2 separate regions of the Homo sapiens genome follow, and region 2 is linked to region 1. Evidence: read pairs that join two places in POLR2A ChIA-PET (ENCODE). Cell type or tissue: GM12878. All regions are shown on one strand. Each heading gives the region's core, and the rest is flanking DNA. Links, peaks and the distances in the headings are about the cores only. Region 1 holds the start of SLC51A (solute carrier family 51 member A). Region 2 overlaps UBXN7 (UBX domain protein 7).

Region 1 (10,076 bases), core at 1,638-9,637:
CCAGTCATCTGCATTTTTAACAAGCTCACCTGATAGTGGTCGGAGGATAGCAGACACTTTGACAAATACTGGTAGACCTCATCTGGCCTCACCGTTGCTAACAGAAAAAAATGAATATAGTCACAATATGTGTTTCCGAACAAACGTGATTCATTAATGCAGCCGTTAGTTTTAAAGAAAGGGTTCTAGGTCCTTAGTGAACCTGTGGTCATTTATCTAAGTGTCTTTTCTAGTTATTGGACCCTCCTTTGCACCTGCTACCTGACTAGATAAGAGGAAGAAAGGGAGAAAACTGCCACACTCCAGTCATTGTCCTGTTGCCTTGCGGGGTGAGCACGAGGAAGGGATTAGCTAGTCTGCTCTGTGTTTTGGTGACTAAGGAACATGAGGGCAGCTCAGTGGGAGCAATATGACTGCTGAAACCAAAACAGGGAGAAAGGTGGCCACGGTACAGACTTGAGCTGGAGCTCTTGTCTCGGTCAGTCGCACCTGGTGGCACCACAGGACCAACCAGGACTATGGGTGAATTTGTCAAAAAATACGCTGACCCTCGGCTGGGCACGGTGGCTCACACTGGTAGTCCCAGCACTTTGGGAAGCTGAGGTGGGCGGATCACTTGAGGCCAGGAGTCCAAGACCAGCCTGGCCAACATAGTGAAACCCCACCTCTACTAAAAATACAGAAATTAGCCGGGTGTGGTGGCGCCTGCCTGTGGTCCCAGCTACTCCGGGAGAGGTGAAGGCTGTAGTGAGCCAGGATCACACCGCTGCACTCCAGCCTGGGTGAAAAAAAAAAAAAAAGGAAAATACCTATAATACTGAAAAAAGTTAGCAATGCTTATGTTTGGGTGATGGGACTATGGATGATTTGTGTCTTCTTTTCTACTTACTTTTTTCTATCTTTTCTGAGTAGTCACTTTTTTAAAAATTAAACAACTTAAATTTATTTTCTCATAGTTTTGGAGGCTAGTTCAAGATCAAGGTGTCAGCAGGTTTGATTTCTCCTGAGGCCTCTCTCCTCCACTTGCAGACAACTCTCCTCTCCTCCCCTCCCCTCCCCTCCCCTCTCCCATTCCCTCCCCTCTCCCCTCTCCTCCCCTCTCCTCCCCTCCCATCTCCTCCCCCCCCCGCCCCGCCCCCTTCTCTTCTTTCAACGAAGTTTCACTCTTGTCGCACAGGCTGGAGTGCACTGGTCTGATCTTAGCTTACTGCAGCCTCCACCTCCCAGGTTTAAGTGATTCTCCTGCCTCAGCCTCCCAAGTAGCTGGGATTACAGGCACCTGCCACCACGCCCAGCTAGTAGAGACGGTTTTCGCCATGTTGGCCAGGCTGGTCTTGAACTGACCTCAACTGACCCGCCCACCTCGGCCTCCCAAAGTGCTGGGATTACAGGCGTGAGCCACCGGGTCCAGCCGACAACCGCGTTTCTACTGTGTCCCCACATGGCCTTTTCTCGGTGTGTGAAAATCCCTAGTGTCTTTCTTTTCCAATTATTCTATAATGAATATGTATTTATAACAAAAATAAACCTTTTTTTAGAAAAGAACATATTTTTCCAAATATACAATGATGTGAAAAATTTATTTTGTATCATGCTTACAAAAACAGAACATAAAATTTTAGGAATAGTATGATTTCTACAAATGTTAAATAAAAACATAGAGAAAGGGCTAGGCACAGTGGCTCATGCCTGTAATCCCAGCACTTTGGGAGGCCGAGGCGGGTGGATCACTTGAGGTCAGGAATTTGAGACCAGCCTGGCCAACATGGTGGAACCCCATCTCTACCAAAAATACAAAAATTAGCCAGGCATGGTGGCGAGTACCTGTAATCCCACCTACTGGAGAGGCTGAGGCAGGAGAATTGCTTGAACTGGGAGGTGGAGGTTGCATTGAGCTGAGATCACACCACTGCACTCCAGCCTGGGCCACAGAGCCAGACTCTGTCTGAAAAAAAAAAAAAAAAAAAAGGCATTAAAAAAAAGGAAATTACACTAAGATATTTGCCGTGCCTGTCTCTGGGTGGGACTGTAGATGATTTTTTTCTCTTTTTACTGTTCTGTATTTTCTTTCTTTCTTTTTTTTTTTTTAACTAAACCTGAATGATTTTTATAATAGAAATGTTTAATTAAAAAAACTCAGACAATAGGCAAAGTCCAGATAGGAAAAAGCCAACATTAATGCAGGTGGTTTTCCAAAACCAATGTTCTGTGGTTGGGAAGCGGGGGCCATTGCTAGAGCCTCTCTTACCCCCAGCCCCGTGTGCTCATCAGCCCTTGGAGAGCGTAAAAACTGCCCTTTCACACGCCACCAACCCAGTCCTTCCCAGTCTTCATTTCCCTAACTGCTCCCTGCTCCGTGAAAATCTCCATTCCGGGTAACGTTATGTCCTCCTTCCGCCCACATCAGGGCTATTTGTATTTACACAGCTGTTTACTCGCTTATTCTCGGCTCTCCACCTTGTGGTGCACACTCCACGGAGGCAGGGACCTTGTCAAGCTTGTGCTCTGTTCTCAAACGCCCGGAGGAGTAACGGCTCTGTAACTATTTGTTGAATGAAAGAAATAACCTATGAGAATTCCTATCATCATCTGCATTTCATAGACTTTTTCAGGAAACGAGGCTCAGAGAAGGAAGCACATCTCCCAGGGTCACACAGCCTGGAAGTGAAGGAGCAGAGATTTAAACGCAGGTATTCGTGACTAAGCCCACACTCTTATTAACCATGACACACAGTGACTCCAGGTGTGTGTACTCGTGGATATGGGAGAGATCATCAAAGGCAACCCTGGGAGGGCCGTTCCATTTATGAAGGTGAGGGTGGGGCAGATTCTGACTGTTCAACACAAATGGTTTTGCAGTGTCTTCTAACTGTTGCCTTTGGTACTCTAATTAGGAAAGGAAAAGTTCCTTAGCATCCATAGCCCGATACTGGGTCTGTCCATCAAACTATCTTCTTAGGAGATGGCCTCTTCTTTGCTGGTTAAACTCAATTTCCCCAAAAGGGCATCTAAATAGACACTATGGGACAAAAGTATTCCACAGCTGAAGAATTTTTGGAAATGCATTAAGGTTAAATGTGATGATTCCTGCAGAGCATACTGACATTTTTAATCTGCTAATTTACATTGTAAATTTCCAAAAGGAGGGTCTAGAACGCACCTTTTACAAAACTTAACTTTTTTTTTTTTTTTGAGATGGAGCCTTACTCTGTCGCCAGGCTGGGGTGCAGTGGCGCGATCTCGGCTTACTGCAAGCTCCGCCTCGTGGATCCAAGCAATTCTTCTGCCTCCGCCTCCCAGGTAGCTGGGATTACAGGTACCCACCACCATGCCCAGCTAATTTTTGTATTTTAAGTAGAGATAGGGTTTCACCATGTTGGGCAGGCTGGTCTCAAACTCCTGACCTCAAGTGATCCACCCGCCTCGGCCTCCCAAAGTGCTGGGATTACAGGTGTGAGCCACCGTGCCTGGTCACAAAACTTAACTTCCTACAGAACTCTGTTTCCATGAAGGACTCCTTGGGATTAAGAGTCTGAGACTTTGGGAAATGCTTGTCTAGTTGACCATTTTGAATATAATCATACTTATAGCAACTATTAAATTTCCCACTGTCTCTGGAATAGCAAAGACTACTTTTTAAAATAATGAAAACAGGAACATTAAATAAGAATTTGAAAAAAGAGTAATCACCCATAATCCCAGCTTTCTAACCAAAAATTATTTCCATGCTTGCATATTTGCTTCCAGTAGCTTAGGAGCACAGTGTAGAGCACTGGAGTCAGACACTTGAGTTCAAAGCAAAATGCCAGGCCGGGCGGGGGGGCTCACGCCTGTCATCCCAGCACATTGGGAGGCCGAGGCGGGCGGATCACGAGGTCAGGAGATCGAGACCATCCTGACTAACACGGTGAAACCCCGTCTCTACTAAAAAATATACAAAAAATTAGCCGGGTGTGGTGGCGGGCGCCTGTAGTCCCAGCTACTCGGGAGGCTGAGGCAGGAGAATGGCGTGAACCTGGGAGGCGGAGCTTGTAGTGAGCTGAGATCACACCACTGCACTCCAGCCTGGGGGACAGAGCGAGACTCTGTCTCTTAAAAAAAAAAAACAAAAAACCAAACCAAACAAACAAACAAACAAAAACAAAGTAAAATGCCACTTACTAATAGCTCTATGGCCATAGACAGGTTACTTATCCTCTCCTTAAGCTTCTTAGCAAAGCACCTGGCGTGTAGTATTTGTTCAATAAAAAGTAGCTTTAAGGCCGGGCGCAGTGATTCACGCCTGTAATCCCAGCCCTTCAGGAGGCCGAGGCAGGAGGATCGCTTGAGCTGGAGCGTTTGAGATCAGCCTGGGCAACGAAGTCAGACTCTGTCTCTACAAAAATTGAAAGTTAGCCCAGGCATGGTGGTGTGTGCCTGCAGTCCCAGCTACTCGAGAGGATGAGGTGGGAGGATCACTTGAGCCCAGAGCTCGAGCTGCCGTGAGCCGTGATTTTAAAATTAAAAAAAAAAAATTGATTCAATCATTCTTCTAGAATAATAGCTTTTTTTTCTCTCTCTCTTTTTTTTAAATTGAGACAGGGTTTCGGTCTGTTGCCCAGGCTGAGGCTGGTGGTGCAATCATAGCTCACTGCAACCTCGACCTCCTGGGGTTGCAGCATGGGCCACCGTGACTGGCCTGAAATAGTTTTCTTAGCATTTAATTTTAAGTTCGAGACCAGCCTGGGCAACATGGAGAAACTCCACCTCTACAAAAAAATACAAAAATTAGCTGGGCTTGGTGGCATGTGCCTGTGGTCCCCAGCTACTAGGGAGGCTGAGGTGGGAGGATCACCTGAGCCCAGCAGGTGGAGGGTTGGGGTAAGCCGAGATCGCACCACTGCACTCCAGCCTGAGTGACACAGTGAGACCCTGTCTCAAAAAAAAAAAAAAAAAGAAAAATTAAGGAACAACAAAGTTTACAAATGAAGCGAGGAAGGAGTTTCGCCACAGCCTCCCAGAGGCACTTCTTCCTGCTTCTCCTATTTCTGGCTGTGCCGTCACCATTGCCCAGAACCAGCACTTACACGCCTAGGTCTTTCCTAGATTGCCTGCTCTTTCTTTGAACTGCCTGTTTCCCAACCCTTCCTCTTCTTTCCCTGCCACTGCCCTGCCTCAGACTCTTTTCCCGCATGGCAGGCCGGGGCAACGACCTCTCATTTACATCCCTGCCTATTTTTTGCTGTTGTTGAGACGGAGTCTTGTTCTGTCACCCAGGCTGGAGTGCAATGGTGAGATCTCGGCTCACTGCAACCTCTGCCTCCCGGGTTCAAGCGATTCTCCTGCCTCAGCCTCCTGAGTAGCTGGGATTACAGGCACGCGCCACCACACCTGGCTAATTTTTGTATTTTCAGTAGAGACAGGATTTCACCACATTGGCCAGGCTGATCTTGAACTCTTGACCGCAGATGATCCGCCTGCCTCGGCCTCCCAAAGTGCTGGGATTACAGGCATGAGCCACGGTGTCCGGCCGCATCCCTGCTTCTTAAGCCTCTTCCTCTGCAGTCCATCCTGATTACTAACGAATGGCCGAGAAGCACGACTTTCATCCAGCCACTCCCAGCCTCAGAGCCTTCACGAGCTCCTTCTCGCTGCGGGATAAAGCACAGCTCCTCCGCCAGCCCGGCGCGCAGCGGGCCTCACCTCTCCTGCCCGGCCCTCTCAATTGTCCCCTGCTCTTCCACCAGGATCCTTGAATCCTGCCAGACCTCGCTCCCCTGGGCCTGGGGCGTCCCCGAACTCATCCTCGCAGCTTCCCTGTCCCAGGAGGGCCCGCTGGCCAAATCCTCCCCACTCTGCCTGCGGCGAGGCTTGCTGGACTAGCAGACTCAGAATGGCCTGTTCTGAACAGCCTTGGGGTTTCCGTTTGCACATTCTGAAGCAAAGCAATGTGAGAACCGTTTTCATTGCGTGAGGCAAGGTTTCTCAACCTGAGCACTATTGACACTTTGGCCTGAATAATCTTTTCTGTGGGGGCTCTTCCCGTGCCCTGTAGGAAGTTTAGCAGCTTTCCTGGCCTCTGACCACGAGATGCCAGTAGCACCTTCCAGTGTGGCAACCGGAAGTCTCCCGACACTGCCAAATATTCCCTGGGGGGACAGCTGCTGTGTAAGGGAAGGCTTGTACCACCAGCTGCACTCTCTCAACAGGAGGTTCACTGGAACTAGATGTAGCAGCCACCTACTGCCACTAACCACAGAGTGGCCACCAGGCATCTCCGGACACTGGCAGTTGGCAACCGCTCTGGTTCAGATCATCTGAAATGAAGCCCTACACAGCCCAAGGACACGCCCACGTCTGCAACAGAACGCACACTGAGAGCTTCCTGTTGCCTGGGAAACGTGTTAAATGTGCTACAGAGACACAGACTTGTATCCAACATTTCAGAGGTAGTCAGTATGCAGCAGGAAAACAAAATAAAACGCAGGCGTGAGTCACATTTTCTCTAAGCATGCTCGGGCCGTGATTCTCAATGTTTTTGGTGTCCGGGGAATAAGCTGAGCCCCATCCTATGCCTTTCACTTTCTTTTTCTTTTCCTTTTTTTTCTTTTATTTTTGAGACGGAGTCTCACTCACTCTGTTGCCCAGGCTGCAGTGCAGTGGCGTGATCTCGGCTCACTGCAACCTCCGCCTCCCGAGTTCAAGCAACTCTCCTGCCTCAGCCTCCCGAGTAGCTGGGATTACAGGTGCCCGCCACCACGCCTGGCTAATTTTTGTATTTTCAGTAGAGACGGGGTTTCACCATGTTGGCCAGGCTGGTCTCCAACTTCTGGCTTCAAGTGATCCACCTGCCTCGGCCTCCCAAAGTGCAGGGATTACAGGCGTGAGCCACCGCTCCCAGCCAATGCCTTTCACTTTCAAAAGTAATTCAGTAATAGAATCTTGTTGGCCAACACTGCGAGGACTTTTGCAGGTTCACCTATGTTTTTTTTTTTTTAATTACTGTTTTATTTGGAAAAAGTGCTTCTTGCAAAAGGGAAGCTGCAAAACAGAGACCTCTGCAACAATTACTTGTTTTTTCTTAAAGTGAAAGAATGGGTGGGATCCAAGGAATCAAAGCAGTAGATGGACGACCAGGAGCACCCCAAGTTATCTTCAGGAAACAGAGCGACAAAACGCAAAGGTAAAATTTCCAGTCAAGGAATTCTTCCAACAGCTGAACTTGAGCTGGCCTCGGGGATCCCCACACCCTCCCCTTCAGTGGACAATTATGACTTATTATTGCAAACAAATTACTCCACTACAATAAACACTGTAGAACAGGTTTTTGAATCCCATCTGTCCACCTGAGAGCTCAGGGGTGGAATGAGGCAAATACCCACAAACACACACACAAAAACCCGACAACAGAATGCTCCAGTGAGGACAAAGGTTTTTCAGAAAGGCTGGATCGTAAAACAAATACAACTGGTTCACCTGTGTGAAGCACGTCACTCACCGTAACCACCCTCTAGAGTGACATGGGTCCAGGGCGGATGCCGTGCAGCCCTCCAGGAGACCCGATGGGGCTTGGACCACTTGGGCACCATCTTGGGTCCCCAGATGGCTCTGGGGTCTGAAAAAGCGCCCCAGGTCGCAGTGTCCGCAGTTTGAATGAGCTTTGAGGCCAGTTTTGTGGAGGCCCAACATGACGGTTGCTCTCCGGAGCCAGGCTCTCATGCTACCCTTTTGACCCACTGACTCCTTGAGGCATTGCCCTTCTCCAGAGCCTTAACCACGATGACAGACACCGGGCCAGTTATTCTCCCCGGCTGCCCAGGTGCACCAGCTCAGGGCCGCCTCTCCCCAGCTCCACTCAGCTATCCTGGTTTCCCTCCTCTCAGTTCCCTCTGAGGAGGGTCCCCACTCACCTCTCAGGAGTTGGGCTGCTGTGGGAGGCTGAGAGAAGCAGGCGGAGGGGATGCCGTAATTGGTCTTCAGCACCTCCAGAAGATCTGCTGTGTACCTGGCGAGACACCAGCCTGTGCTCAGAACCATGGGGGCTGGGGGAAGGGGGAGGGTTGCACACTGGACCCTCAACCACTCCTGAGTGCAGGACTTTGTCCATTTCCCCTCAGGGCCTCTTTCTCTCTCTTTCTTTCTTTCCTTCCTTCCTTCCTTTCACTCTCTCTTTCTCTTTCTCTCTCCCTTCCCCTTCCCCTTCTCCTTCCTTCCTTCCTTCTGCTCTCTCTTTCTCTTTCTCTCTTCCTTCCCCTTCTCTTTCCTTCCTTCCTTCCTTCCTTTTTCTTTCTTTTTTTTTCTTTTTGAGACAGGGTCTTGCTCTGTTGTCCAGGCTGGAGTGCAGTGGTCTGTCTTGGCTCATACAGGCAGCCTTGACCTCCTGGGCTCAAGTGATCTACTCAACCCCCATCCCCATGAGTAAGCTGGGACTACAGGTGCACGCCACCAGGCCCGGCTAATTTTTTATATTTTTGGTAGAGACAGGATTTCGCCATGTTGCTCAGACACTGGTCTCGAACTCCAGGACTCAAACTGGAACTGGGCTTAAACTCCTGGACTCCCGCCTCAGCCTCCCAAAGTGCTGGGATTACAGGCGCCCGGCCTCAGGGCCCTTTTCTTAGAGGGAGTGGAGAACTGGCCCAGGTGGGGGAGTAAGACAAGCTGCCACCTAGCCAGGCTGTGCCTGGCTGCCGTGCCTGAAGAGCCCACCGTGGATTCTCTCCATGCGGGTCGGGCAGCAGCCCAGGGACTGACCAGAGAGGAAGAGCAGGATCCCAGAGGAAGGGTGAGTCCTTACAGACGGACGGGCCCCCTGCTGCTGAGGGATGCTGCCATTTCCTCTGCGAATGCCTTCCACAGCCCCCGCTCTGCGACCTTTCTCTCCCCACGCTGGGGGGCAAGGCCGAGGCCCTGGAGTGTCACACCCTGGCCCAAACCCACGTTGTCCCTGAGGACCTAGGAACAGCTAGAGCATTTCCAGTCCTGTCTCATTCTGAGTGCGGCCGCCAAAGGGCTCTGGGAGGGAGAGAGGACAGGCCGCGGGATAGGGGCCACCGCTGCCCAGCGACTGGCCCAGGGCCCGCCGCCCTCACTTACCTGGGGTCAAGCTTTATCTGGGTCCTGCCCGGCTCCATCGCCGCGTTCTCTCCAGCAATCCCGCAGGCACCGGGGTGAGGAAGGGCAGGCGGGGCGGGCAGGTGGGGGCCGGGGGCAGGGTGGCTTGCCTGGGCCGGGGTGGGGGGCAAGCAGAATTGCAGAGTCTTCCCCTCTGCCGCTCTCCCTCCTTGAGCTTCCCGGGCCAACTTTCTATCTCAGAGTTCACCCCGGAGGAATTTGATCCTCTAGGCTGGCGGAGTTCCCTGTGCCTGACTCGTCCCTGCCCCCAGGTGTGGTCCCTCCCACCTCTTGGACAGGTGCCTTTGGCCACCCCTTGCCTCTGGCCCGGCCCATCCTATAGGATTTTGCTGCCAGTCTGCCCTGCCCTTCCAGGAGCCTTCTGGGGTGGGGTGGGCTCACCACGAAGCCCCTGCCCTGGGCCGGGGTGGGGACGAAGTCCTCGCTCCTCACCGCAGTGTTCCCTGGTCAGCGGCCCCTGAAGAACCTGCTGGAACTCAGGCTTGGGCACTCTGCAGCGGGGAGACTCAGGGCTGAGGCCTCGGCCGTGTTTGGTGCTGTCAGCCTGATGTGTGGAAGGGAGGACAGGCTGGAAAAGCCAGATGAGGCCGGTGTGGGTTTCCCAGACCCCAGTTCATCACATCTGGATGATGGGCTTAGCCACCCCCACGCTGGGCCGGAAGATGCTGTATTTAAGAGGCAGAGTTGCAGAGTGAGATTGCTGGGCATTTGACAGGTCTTGAAAACCTGCTGAATTACAGGCTTGCAAACGATTTTATTGGCTGATAGCTTCCCTTTTCTCTCTCTCCACATAGACTGAAATCTCTTCGAAGCCAGACACAGCATCTTGTACTGTGGTACGGTGGTACCTCTAGGTTCCTGGCACGCAGCCTGACACATACGAAGGGCCCCTTAGAATTTGGTTGCATAGCTGATGAAAGCAGCCAGCGTCTGTCAGCATGTCTGGTGTGCCAGGGCCCGCA
Region 2 (11,386 bases), core at 1,715-9,714, 130 kb before region 1:
GGCAAGCTTTGGTTATATGAAAGAAGAACTTACATTTAATAGCTGATCTAATATGATTAAAAAGAGAATGTTTTCTATTTAATTCACTAATATGCTCTTTCCTCTTTTTCCGTCTAATGGCTTTGTCTTTCTCTTGTTTTTATAGGCTTTGGTGAAGCACGTGCAGTCTAAAGGATACCCAAATGAACGTTTTGAACTTCTCACCAACTTTCCTCGAAGGAAATTATCTCATCTGGACTATGATATTACATTGCAAGAGGCAGGCCTTTGTCCTCAAGAGACTGTCTTTGTACAGGAAAGAAATTAACACCATGGCTTGACCTCTCTCAGCTTACCCCTTTTTTCCCTTTTCCTGTGAGATACATGTCACTAAGTATGCATTTTGGCTCATAGGACCACAGAGCCAAAGTTGGGCAAGCAAGTCACCTTCCTTCTCTTATTTCTTGATCTCTCCTATAATCAGTCTCTTTCTCCCCCTTTGTTTCTTTCTCCTCTTCTGTTTTCTCGCTCCCCACTCCGTACCCTTCTGCCTCCCCCTCCCCCCACACTTTTCTTTCTTACCTAATCTGGTGACCAAACTGAAGTGTAAGGATAAGACCTCTCCTAGTACTAGCAGCAGGAATTGTGTGTTCCAGTAAGTGGTCTCTTGCACGGCACTTTTTTGGGATCAAATGTTAACGTTACTCCCCAGACTCTTCGGGCAAAGGAATGGCTAGATTCAGAGTAAGAACAACCCTCCCTTTTTTGTAAGTCCCCGTGTTTAGCAGGGAGAAGAAATTCTCTAACATGGGTTTGGTTTTGTTGTGTTCTTCATGTGGAAATGTCGCTTAACAAAATATCCAGGCTTTTGTTTACGTGGAAAAAGCATCCCTTGTAATGATTGCTCATCATACTTAAAAACCTTTTTCAAAGGATTTTCATGTTCCCAGCTATAAGGACTATTTCCATGACATGTGTTATTGGCAGAATGAGTGTTAAATATGGAGCATATAGCATGGGGTGACTTTCATTGTCCTAACCTGAGACAGTTTTCCTTATTACTCTGTATTGATCCTGCTAGTCCAAGAATGGACATGAAGTGAACCTATCGTGGTGACTGGGATAGGAAGGTGCTTGCTATTTTTGCCAGCACAGCATATTAGTTCCTTTGGAGCCCTCCATTGTCTGAGTCTGCAGTGATCTGTAGGAAGGCAGCTGGTCAATAATCATGTAGTACAATGGCTTGGAATTGTAACCACTATGGTTATTGATTGTCCTGTGTTGTTTCAGGCATACTTAGGTATGTCCCTGGGGAAAAAGAAAACCATTCAGCTGAGAGTTGCTAACCATGTTCTTTTGGTTAGAAATAATGGTTCATTTTTTGCCCCTGGTTGGAATAGTCTCTAAAAGGCTCTGGTGACTGAATTGAACATGAGTCCGCATGCTGTTTTCTTTCAAAAGGTATCAAAACGGAAAGCCTCTCTAAGGGGAAGACCTTTCAACTCCATTCAGAAGACAACATTTAGTAAGGAGGATGGCGGAGGTTACTAGTAATTTTCAGATGTCTTGGGCTTTTTCTGCCAACAAAACCCAAAATCAAATTAGAGTTGGTGAAAGCTTTCTTCAGTGTTTTTAGAAGAGGCCATCTTGAATCTGTAGAATACCATTTACACATCAACTTCACCCTATGCTCATTTCGTATTTTGAGCTTAAATGGAGTCCTCTGAAGGGGGGGTAGTCGTGATTCTGGTGGCAAAACTAGAACTTTTAACTTGTAAAATGAAAAATATTAAATGGACCTTTTTGTCAGTTGAGGATTTAGATTGATTCTTTTATCTGAGGAGCGTATGTTCCTCAGATGTTGCGTAGAGACCTTTAGGTTTTCATCTACTTTAAGATTGCTCTCTTGGCAATTAGGGGATTTGGGAAAAGAAGAAAAAAAGATGCCATGTGTTGCTAGTACACAGTTATAGGATATGGTTTCTAATGGTTGAATTTTGAGGAACTCTCCCTAAAGAATGAGTTTTATATCTCCTCAAGGAAATCATGGAAAAATCTGTTTATTCTTCAGTGAGTCCTTTTGAATTAATGTTCTTAAATTTTTTTCTAAGTCTGTGTAAGTGCTTATGTATAAGTATATAATTGTATAAATATTTATAAATATATTTATATAATTACGGTTTCATTTCTACCTTGAGTCAAAGTTCTGTCTTTAGATTGGTGACTGAGTAATACTTACACTTTGGTGTTTTTTCTTAGGTTCTTGAGGCTTACTTAACTAGCAGCTTCTGATTTATTGAGTGAAAGATGGTTTTCATGTTAATTCCTCAGTTGCATCTCTGAACTTGGATAACATACTTGCCGTTTGAAAAATAGAGCTGTATACTGTCAAAGGTGCACTGGAGGGTAAAACATTTGTTGGTAGTAGACAAGCTCAGAAATCCAAAAATTCAGGGAGGGCACAGGGTAAGAAGAGAGGTTTGCTCAGCTTTGTGCTCTGATGGCACCCATCTGTACTCCAGCAAAGTCATAGCTGAAGCCCAAATCGCTCAAACGTGTGAAGTCAATCATTTTTCCTATAGGGCTCTGTTTCCTTTTCTTTACCTTCTAGCTTCTCTTGATAAAACAGTTGGGAGAACTGCCAACGTGTTCATCAGTGAGAGGGTGTGGTTCTTTCCGATATGTTCAGCACGTGCATATTCATTTATGAGAAACCAAAGTAACTTCTTCAACTCGGGTTACTGTGGGATGATTAAGTAGATATAAAGTGATTTAAAAGACAGCATGGTACTTTCACTCAGCTTAACATGCAGCTGGGATGTCTACAATACAAGATGTGGTGGGTTTTATTTTATTTTATTTTGAGGCAGGAGTGTAATTATCTTAGGGTTGATATAAAGGCCCATGGGAAGAGTTACGGATTGTACATGGGAAGAATCCATAAGGAGTATTGCCTTGCTCAAGAATTTAATCCGCTGACAGTATGCTTCTTCCAGTTTGCCTTACTTCCTCTGCAAGTTTCTTTGCTCCTTAGGGCAGAGGTTTTATTGAATAGATTAAATGAGGTCAGTAAGATTAGTTAAAAATAGTCATTCCTTGTGGGTGTTGGACACAGCTTGAAAGGAGTGTTTAAAAAAAAAAAGCTAGGGAGGAAAAGAACAAGAAAGATAGACTTCGAGAGTGATAAGAGAAAAATACAGGGAGATGGAATGGAAACTACCAGGAAGGCCGGGCGCGGTGGCTCATGCCTGTAATCCCAACACTTTGGGAGGCGGAGGTGGGCAGATCACCTAAGGTCAGGAGATCGAGGCCAGCCTGAGCAACATGGTGAAACCCCGTCTCTACTAAAAATACAAAAATTACCTGGGTGTGGTGGCGTGCACCTGTAATCCCAGCTACTCAGAGGCTGAGGCAGGGGAATGGCTTGAACCTGGGAGGCAGAGGTTGCAGTGAGCCAAGATCGCACCATTACACTCCAGCCTGGGCGACAAAGCGACACTCCATCTCAAATTTAAAAAAAAAAAAGAAGAAGAAGAAGAAAACTAGTGGGAAAAAAGTGAGAGGAATACTTTTTTGAAATTGGTATCGGAAGGAACTGGAGAAGAGAAAACAACAGTGCCAAATGAGAAAAGAACAGGAAACTTAATACTAATTGGCATGCACCAGATACTTTTGTGTACATTTGCCTCTTCAATCTCCCGAAGAATCGTACAAAATGTATACTTTCTTCCCATGTTAAGAAAACAGGTATAGAGAACTTATTCAGGACTCATAGCTAGTGAGTGGCAAATCAGAATTGGAATCCAGAGTCCATGCTGTGGTCTCCTTCAGCAAGAGAATCAAGCTACCCAGATGATTCTCTTCTCATTGTTTGGCTTTGTAAAGTGTCACTTAGTTTTGTTCCCATAAATATAGAGGAAGTAGTTGGGTTAAAGTTGTGGGATTTGCACTATGCCTATACATTTTTATTTATGCCATTATTTTGAGAGGCTGATTATTGCTTTTTTAAAATGATGCACTGGTGAAGATGTGAAAGTAAAATTGCCACGTGGCATTATTTGCCAAGAATAAATGAAAAGGGTAAAAAAACAATTTTTTCTTTTTTTAAACATTTTTCAGAAAAGATACAATTACCTTTTTTAATAGGTGAGCGCCACCACGCCCGGCTAATTTTTGCATTTTTAGTAGAGACAGGGTTTCACCATGTTGGCCAGGATGGTCTCGATCTCTTGATCTCGTGTTCCGCCCACCTCGGCCTCCTAAAGTGCTGGGATTACAGGCATGAGCCACTGCGCCCGATCTACAATTCTGTTTTCTGTGTCCCATCCATACCAGATTATTGAACCCTCTGTGTGTATGTTTTTAAATCTTGTATATAATTCTACTTCCTTGACTTACAAGTCAACAATTAGCTATTGAGTTCTTTATAGAAGTTGGAAGTATTTTGAAATCTGAGATCTAATTCCTGGCCAGGTGTGGTGGCTCATGCCTGTAATCCCAATATTTTGGGAGGCCGAGGTGGGTGGATCACCTGAGGTTGGGAGTTCGAGATCAGCCTGGCCAACATGGTGAAACCCCATCTCTACTGAAAAATACAAAAATTAGCCAGGCATGGTGGCTGTCTGTAATCCCAGCTAATGGGGAGGCTGAGGCACAAGAATCTCTTGAACCTGGGAGGCGGAGGTTGCAGTGAGCCGAGATCACACCACTGCACTCCATCCTGGGCAATGGAGCGAGACTCTGTCTCAAAAAATAATAAATAAGATATGATTCCTGCCTGTTTTATCCAGTTAGAGAGACACACTACACATGAAATAATTGGAGAGCATGTAAATGTTTACCTATTAGTTCAAACTTAGAAAAAGGGAAGAATATGTTTTAGTTAGCAAAGTCTTAAACAAGACTGAAGTGGCAAGCACTGTAGCTCACGTTTTCTTTTGACTCACCTTTTTCTTTAGCTCCACCTTTTGTAACTTCTAGATTTGGGGCATGAAGTTCTGCCACTAAGGCATAACCAGTACCCAAGTAGGAAAGGATTATTGATCCCTGGAGTAAAGATTCCTAGCTTGCGGGGATCTCACTATTGATCCCCCGGAGTAAAGATTCCTAGCTCGCAGGAATCTTACTTGCACACTTAGGGAAAATACCAGAGGGAGCCACTAGCAACCGAAAAATGAAGGAAAGATTTAATTTCTCTACCCAGGTACAAATCCAATGCATAGTATAGTATATGTTATATGCAGAAAGGGCACTGGAGGTGTGAGAGCCCTTTGGGTAACAGCTCTGCTAGTTGTTACCTTCACACTTCTCTTTCTTCTTAATCTCTGGTTTCTCGTCTGAAAAATGAGATAATTGGACTAGATTAATAGTTCTCAGCCTTTTCTAGAACAACAAATTAGATTATCTCTGAAGTCCTTTTCCAAAATTTCATGCTTCCAGTCTCTCCCCGTGATTGCGTATTATCCCTAGGCTAATTAAAAGTGTGCTGGTTAATCAGTTTCTTTACTTTTTTTTTCTCTCTTTTTTTTATTCTGTGTTCAGGTATCATTTGACCAACAACTTGCTCTTAATCTTACTGCGATGACTGAAATCTCCAAAGAGGAGAGTATAGTAGTTATAGGTCTAGTAATAATAATCTTGTAAACAATTCATTATTTTTTAAAACTTAATGCTGTGTGCCTAATCAGTGTTGAGTATGACTAAAATGTAAATGAGAACCAAATATGACACTAACGCTGGCACTAAATTTTATTTTTACTTGTGTACTTAAAGTACTTTACTGGCCTGTTGGGAAATTGATTTGTATAAGATTCACACCTGGTTTTGGCAGAAACAGCTTTTTAAAGATACAATTAGGCTGACTTAAAAATGTTTTTTATTCCACAGAATGTATCTTTATTATGTCATTCTTACCGTCTCTCTGCCTTTTTTGACCATCATGTAACTACGCAGTAGTAAATCATGGGGTGCAGGCTGATGAATTAGTAGTCTTTGTAAAACTAAAATGTAATGAGCATAGGAAGAGACAGCTCTTCTGGTGAACATGGCAGTTTTCCGGTAATACCAGCCTTGATGAATAGGCTAAAGACAGCTGTGTACTATGGACATTCAACTTCACTGGATTGCCTGGCTTAGCTTTTCAGTTATTGTCTTGCCGTGAAACATGGTGTTGCACTGTACACATTTTAGAATAGTGGCAAGAATGTTCTTTAGAACTGCAGATAACCCAACAGAGAATACCATACCAATATATCGGTTTCTCCTGTTACATAGAGATTTGGTATTTCAGTGATGGTTATGGTTTTTGACTCACCTGTGTGTCAGTCCTGCTAGAGAGACAGTATAGAATCAAGAATTTCTTGATGTCTTTTTAAAAATAGAGATTATAATGGCCTTGCTAGTTGTCCTGTGAAGTGACAGACCCTTAATTAGAAATCTTTTAATCCTGCTTTCCATTTTACTTCTCCACCATTTATTTTTAACATTCATTCTCTGAAAATAGTTATGATTTTTAGTGTAATTGGCTATGTTTAAGAAATTCCATTTCAAAGTCTTAATATGTAACAATCTTCATTTTTTATAAAATTGAAGGACATTTTTGAGGCAAACTTACTTTTATAGCTCATTTTCTCCCTAGTTAAGGAGAATTCTCTGGTTTCATATAGAGAATGGCTAGCTCTGTGATACCCCACCCTCTTTGTGGCCTACCAGTTGCTGTTGTGTTGCTTAAAATTGCAGATATTCTCATAAACATGATGATTTTTGGCACAGGCCTTTCTTTGCTATTGATTTCAAAATAAAGTTGGGCAATCCAATTTGAACTACTTTAATAAACATAATTTAGCATTCCTGTAATGAGAAAGTATTTTCAAAAGATAACCAGATTTATTTCTAGGATTAGAGATGGCAAATACCAATGATAGTATTTTTCCCAAGAGCAATCACAGATTAATCTATAAATATGAGAAGTCGCATTATTGTACTTAATTCTTTGGCAACAAACAGCAAGTTTTTATTGTTTAATTGTATTTCCTCTCTAGAGATCACAATACTCTGGGTATTTTATATCCCTTCTAAAGGTCATTTGGGTTTTCAAATGGGAAGAATAGTCAAGCTAAGCTGGACTAAACCTAAGTAATATTTTTTCTCATCAAAAGAAGTTATTAATCTAACTGGGTTAGCATGAGTCATTCATTTTTTAGACATGATAAATGGGAAACATATCAAATCATTAGATAAATTCTGACCTGGAATTGAATTCCCCCTTTCTTAAAATCTTTTTAATTTGCTTTTTTCATAGACTCAGTATGGAACTCTTAACTGATAAGGGAGAGATTCTTGATCTGGAACCGTTCCCTGCCATTCTCCTTTTTTCTCTCTATCTAGGTAGCTGGTTCCATAGTGCCCGTCACGAGGGTCCATTTCAGTTTGATGACATTAGACTGCTTACACTCAGCTGGATGCCTTGCTGTTTGCAGCAACATGATTTTACAGTATGCTTTTCTCAAAGCTTTGCATTCTTAATGGAGATATCAAATGGTGTAATTCCAAATATAAATATGTTTATGACACTAATCATATGCTTTTAACAATAACTTTTTGATAACTTATTGCCCTGTAAGTTAAACCTTACACGGAGTGACTGTTGCCATCAGAAAATCCCCTTTCACCTGCTAGAGAGAGTGAAAGTAGTGCGTGGCCTCCACTTTTCAGTTAACGAGTAGCAAGCTTCTAGTAGGGGCTGCTTATCTGACCCATGTGGGGTCTTGGGCCTTGTTACTTTCCTGGGTTCGTCCCTTCAGCTGGAAAGGCTGTTGAAAACACTTGCCAGGAAACAGTAAAGCTGTGAGAGAATCTTCTAGTCTTAGATATAGAGAAATGAGTACCAGTTGATGCTAACACGATACTTAGACTTTGAGGGGCTTCCATCCAAGCTTTGGCATGAATCTGTTAGACACGGTTTTCTTCACTCCTCTGATAATCTTTTTTTCCAGAATGGTTTTTTGTTGTTGTTGTTGTTAACAAATTCTAAACATCCAGTGTTACTTTTTGTTTTGTTTGTTTTGTTTTGTTTTGTTTTGTTTTGTTTGCCCTTCAGGAAAGTCCTTTTTCGAGTAGGTATTGATTGTTCCCTGGAAACTCTCAGCAGTGTCTGTGCAGGCTCTGTGCATGCTTTGTATGAGTTCGGCTTGAACAATGCATTTGAAGTCACCTGGGATGTCCAGTTCTGGCATGTCTTCATTGATTGTGTTTTTAAACATGTTTCATGTTTCATGTCATTTTCCAAACCTCACTTTACATCTTACTCAGAGAAGTTAATCAAGGAATGAAATTTCTAGGGGGATAGGGATGATGAGGGTGGGTTGGGGGCTTGAGTGAAGTCAACTTGGGGTATTTGCTTTAAAGTGTTTTCTAAAGCAGTTCCTAACAGTATTTAGAGATTCCCTGGGATGTTTGTGGCTCAACTTATTCTGGACAAAGTGTGTGTGGGGGTGGTCTTACTGAGATTTGCATTCTTAATGCAGGACAGGCTCTAAATTTCATCTGTACTCTAAATTTGTGATTGAATCCAAGAAGATAACAGAGACAGTGCTCCTGTTGTAATGTTTCTGGCAAGTGCTCCCTAAAATGCACATCGAATTCTGTTTTCTGGGCCTTTTCTCCAATGGTGCTAGGAGATACCGTTGATTTCTGCAGCTCTTCTCAGTGGTGGGAAGAAGTCTTTGGGATTGTTGAGCAAGGGGCAGCTGGACCATCCACTAAATTTTTTTGTTCAAGACACATTAGAGACCCTCCTGTATATCTAGTAAGTCATAATAAAGGTGCTTGGGAAAGCCTTAAATTTGAAGACACATGGAGGCGGTAGAAAATTAAACTTGTAAGAGGAGAAAAACATGCCATTAGGTAACGCAGAGTTGTAACTACTGGCTAAGACTCAATGGAACTTCCACTTGCTCTAAAACCAGGGAAATCTTAGATAACTGGGTGTGATCTACCTATAGATCTACCTAGTCTATAGGTAATAATTTCCAGAAGGAGGATCTTGCTGTCAGTTGGGGATCCTCTGGTTTGGTCTGTACCAAATTGTGAATACTCTTGCTGTGTTGTACCCAGTTGCTTTATATTAATACTGCAACTTGAAACGGGGAGGGTGGGGGGACAATGGGGTGGGGGAGGGAAGGGAGTGGGACGATAAGTCTTTTGAAGACATCAGCTCACTGTGCTGAGAGAGGGACCAAACTCAAGGAAACCTCTGATCTATACATTCAACTGCTGCATTTTTTTATAAATACATGTAAATGTCCTGTTGTAATATTTGATCTTGGAAATAAAAACAAAAACTTTTCAGTATTAGTTTTTTTTGTGTTGTTGTTTTTACAAGATAAGACTCTGGATATTACTTTCAGTAATACAATTGAGATTCCAAAAGCTTGCCCCCTCACGTTCTCATTTAGGTCAGTTACTATTGATTGACAAAGGTTACTTTGTAGTCCCGTTGTTATGTGTAACGTTTGCTAGCCTTTTTTCTGCTCTTTGTGGTATGTCAAACATTCATGGTAAACACTCTGTAAATATTAGTCCAGTTGTTACAGAAACATTGGGTAAGCTAGGCTTGTTAGGTAAGTATGATTCTGTGTTTGACATACTTGGGCGAATATTCAGTGTCTGTTCTTTCAGACCAGCAGTAATTACTAATGGTTAATTAAGGACTTAGCTTAATTGAAGGAAAGATAATTACTAAATTAATGGGCAAAAAGGAGATACGATTATATGGTATGACAGAAATTGTTATTGCTGCTGGATGCAGTGGCTCATGCATGTAATCCCAGCCCTTTGGGAGGCTGAGATGGGCGGATCACCTGAGGTCAGGAGTTCGAGACCAGCCTGGCCAACATGGTGAAACCCCGTCTCTACTAAAAATACAAACATTAGCTGGGTGTGGTGGCGGCCGCCTGTAATCCCAGCTACTTGGGAGGCTGAGACAGGAGAATCGCTTGAACCCAGGAGGCAGAGGTTGCAGTGAGCCGAGATCGTGCCACTGCACTGCAGCCTGGGCGACAAGAGTGAAACTCTGTCTCAAAAAAAAAAAAAAGAAAAAAGCCGGGCGTGGTGGCAGTGCCTATAATCCCATCTACTCGGGAGGCTGAGGCAGGAGACTTGCTTGAACCTGGGAAGTGGAGGGTGCAGTGAGCCGAGATAGCATCCAGCCTGGGTGACAGAGTGACTCCATCTCAAAAAAAAAAAAAAAAAAAAAAAAAAAGGGACTGCTGCTTAGCTCACAGTTCTACAGTGATGGGTTTGTGCCCCCCCTTTTCTTGTGGAACCATTTCTCATCCCCATGCTCCAGCCTCATGTGCCAAATAATAGGGATGTATGTGATGGGGAGCAAAACAGATACAGCCTCTGCCCTCAAGGAACTTACTTTCTAGTTGGAAACAGACGATAAACATACATGGAAAAACAGATCTGATTCTAATAGAATGAAAAAAAAAAAATAGAAAAGGAGCCAGTAGAGAATTCTTTATTTTTTTAATTTTGAGACAGAGTCTCGCTCTGTTGCCCAGGCTGGAGTGCAGTGATTTGATCACAGCTCACTGGAAGCTCCGCCTCCCAGGTTCAAGCAATTCTCCTGCCTCAGCCTCCCGAGTAGCTGGGACTACAGGTGCCCGCCACCACGCCCGGCTAATTTTTGTGTTTTTAGTAGAGACGGGGTTTCACCATGTTGGCCAGGCTGGTCTCGAATTCCTGACCTCAAGTGATTCACCTGCCTCGGCCTCCCACAGTGCTGGGATCACAGATGTGAGCCACTGCGCCCTGCCTGGTGTTTCTTCTCACTGCCTGCACCTCCTTGATTGGGTCTTTATGGTGGTGATCCCCAGGACCTGGCCCTCTAACTCTCCCTCTGTGATCTCATTCTGATAGTACCAACCGCCATGTATAATGCCAATGATTTCTCACATCTCCAACTCCAGCCCGTCTCTCCTCCAAGCTTCAGACTCACATGTCCGACTTTTTACACTGCGCCTATAGTTGGAAGTATCACACTTACATCTAAGATGACGCCTCCCCACCCAGACCTGCAGTGACACCACTACCTATGAACCTGCCAGAAACTTAAGTCATTTTCTTTTGCTTATTCCCCCATCTCTAATCCAACAGCAAGTCCTTTAACTTCTGCCTCCAAAATGCATAAAAGGTAACCCTACTTTTCAGTCTATTGCCATTACTCTGGTCCAAGTGACCTGCTTTTTATCGTGACCACTGCAGTAGTCTCTGCTCTTACTCTCTTCCGACCCATTCTCCGCATACTGGCTTCTCCTTCCACTCAGAATGCCCAAGCTCCTTGCTTCATGCCACCCCCTTTGCCCCCTGCCTGCCAGCTGACTGGCCTTCTCTCAAACCCCAA

Evidence for each region. ChIA-PET counts read pairs that join two places held together with the same protein. Peaks named below come from ENCODE experiments on the same cell type or tissue, not always from the same donor. Only the 100,000 strongest peaks of a DNase experiment are listed, where the experiment ranks them.
Region 2: POLR2A ChIA-PET joins it to region 1 with 11 read pairs; 2 of 35 experiments call an interaction of 5 or more read pairs at or near these places.

Annotation. Positions count from the first base shown.
Region 1 is chr3:196,215,750-196,225,825 of GRCh38, reverse strand. It overlaps SLC51A (solute carrier family 51 member A), which reads right to left and starts at 9,292. Exons shown (of 9, transcript NM_152672.6): 1 at 9,076-9,292; 2 at 7,890-7,984. The coding sequence starts at 9,113. LOC105374304 (a long non-coding RNA gene) reads left to right here and starts at 5,435. Exons shown (of 4, transcript XR_001740544.2): 1 at 5,435-6,468; 2 at 7,067-7,162. RefSeq lists enhancers at 6,181-6,360, 6,441-6,590 and a silencer at 6,234-6,528. In GM12878, for the core only: a CTCF peak has its summit at 6,070 (motif pointing right); a DNase peak (open chromatin) is centred at 6,285; H3K4me3 peaks cover 988 bases; H3K27ac peaks cover 573 bases.
Region 2 is chr3:196,345,606-196,356,991 of GRCh38, reverse strand. It overlaps UBXN7 (UBX domain protein 7), which reads left to right. Exons shown (of 11, transcript NM_015562.2): 11 at 146-9,330. The coding sequence ends at 307. Among named protein-coding and RNA genes, the nearest start is that of TM4SF19-DYNLT2B, 13 kb to the right of the region's middle. In GM12878, for the core only: no CTCF peak of the experiment used is centred there; no DNase peak of the experiment used is centred there.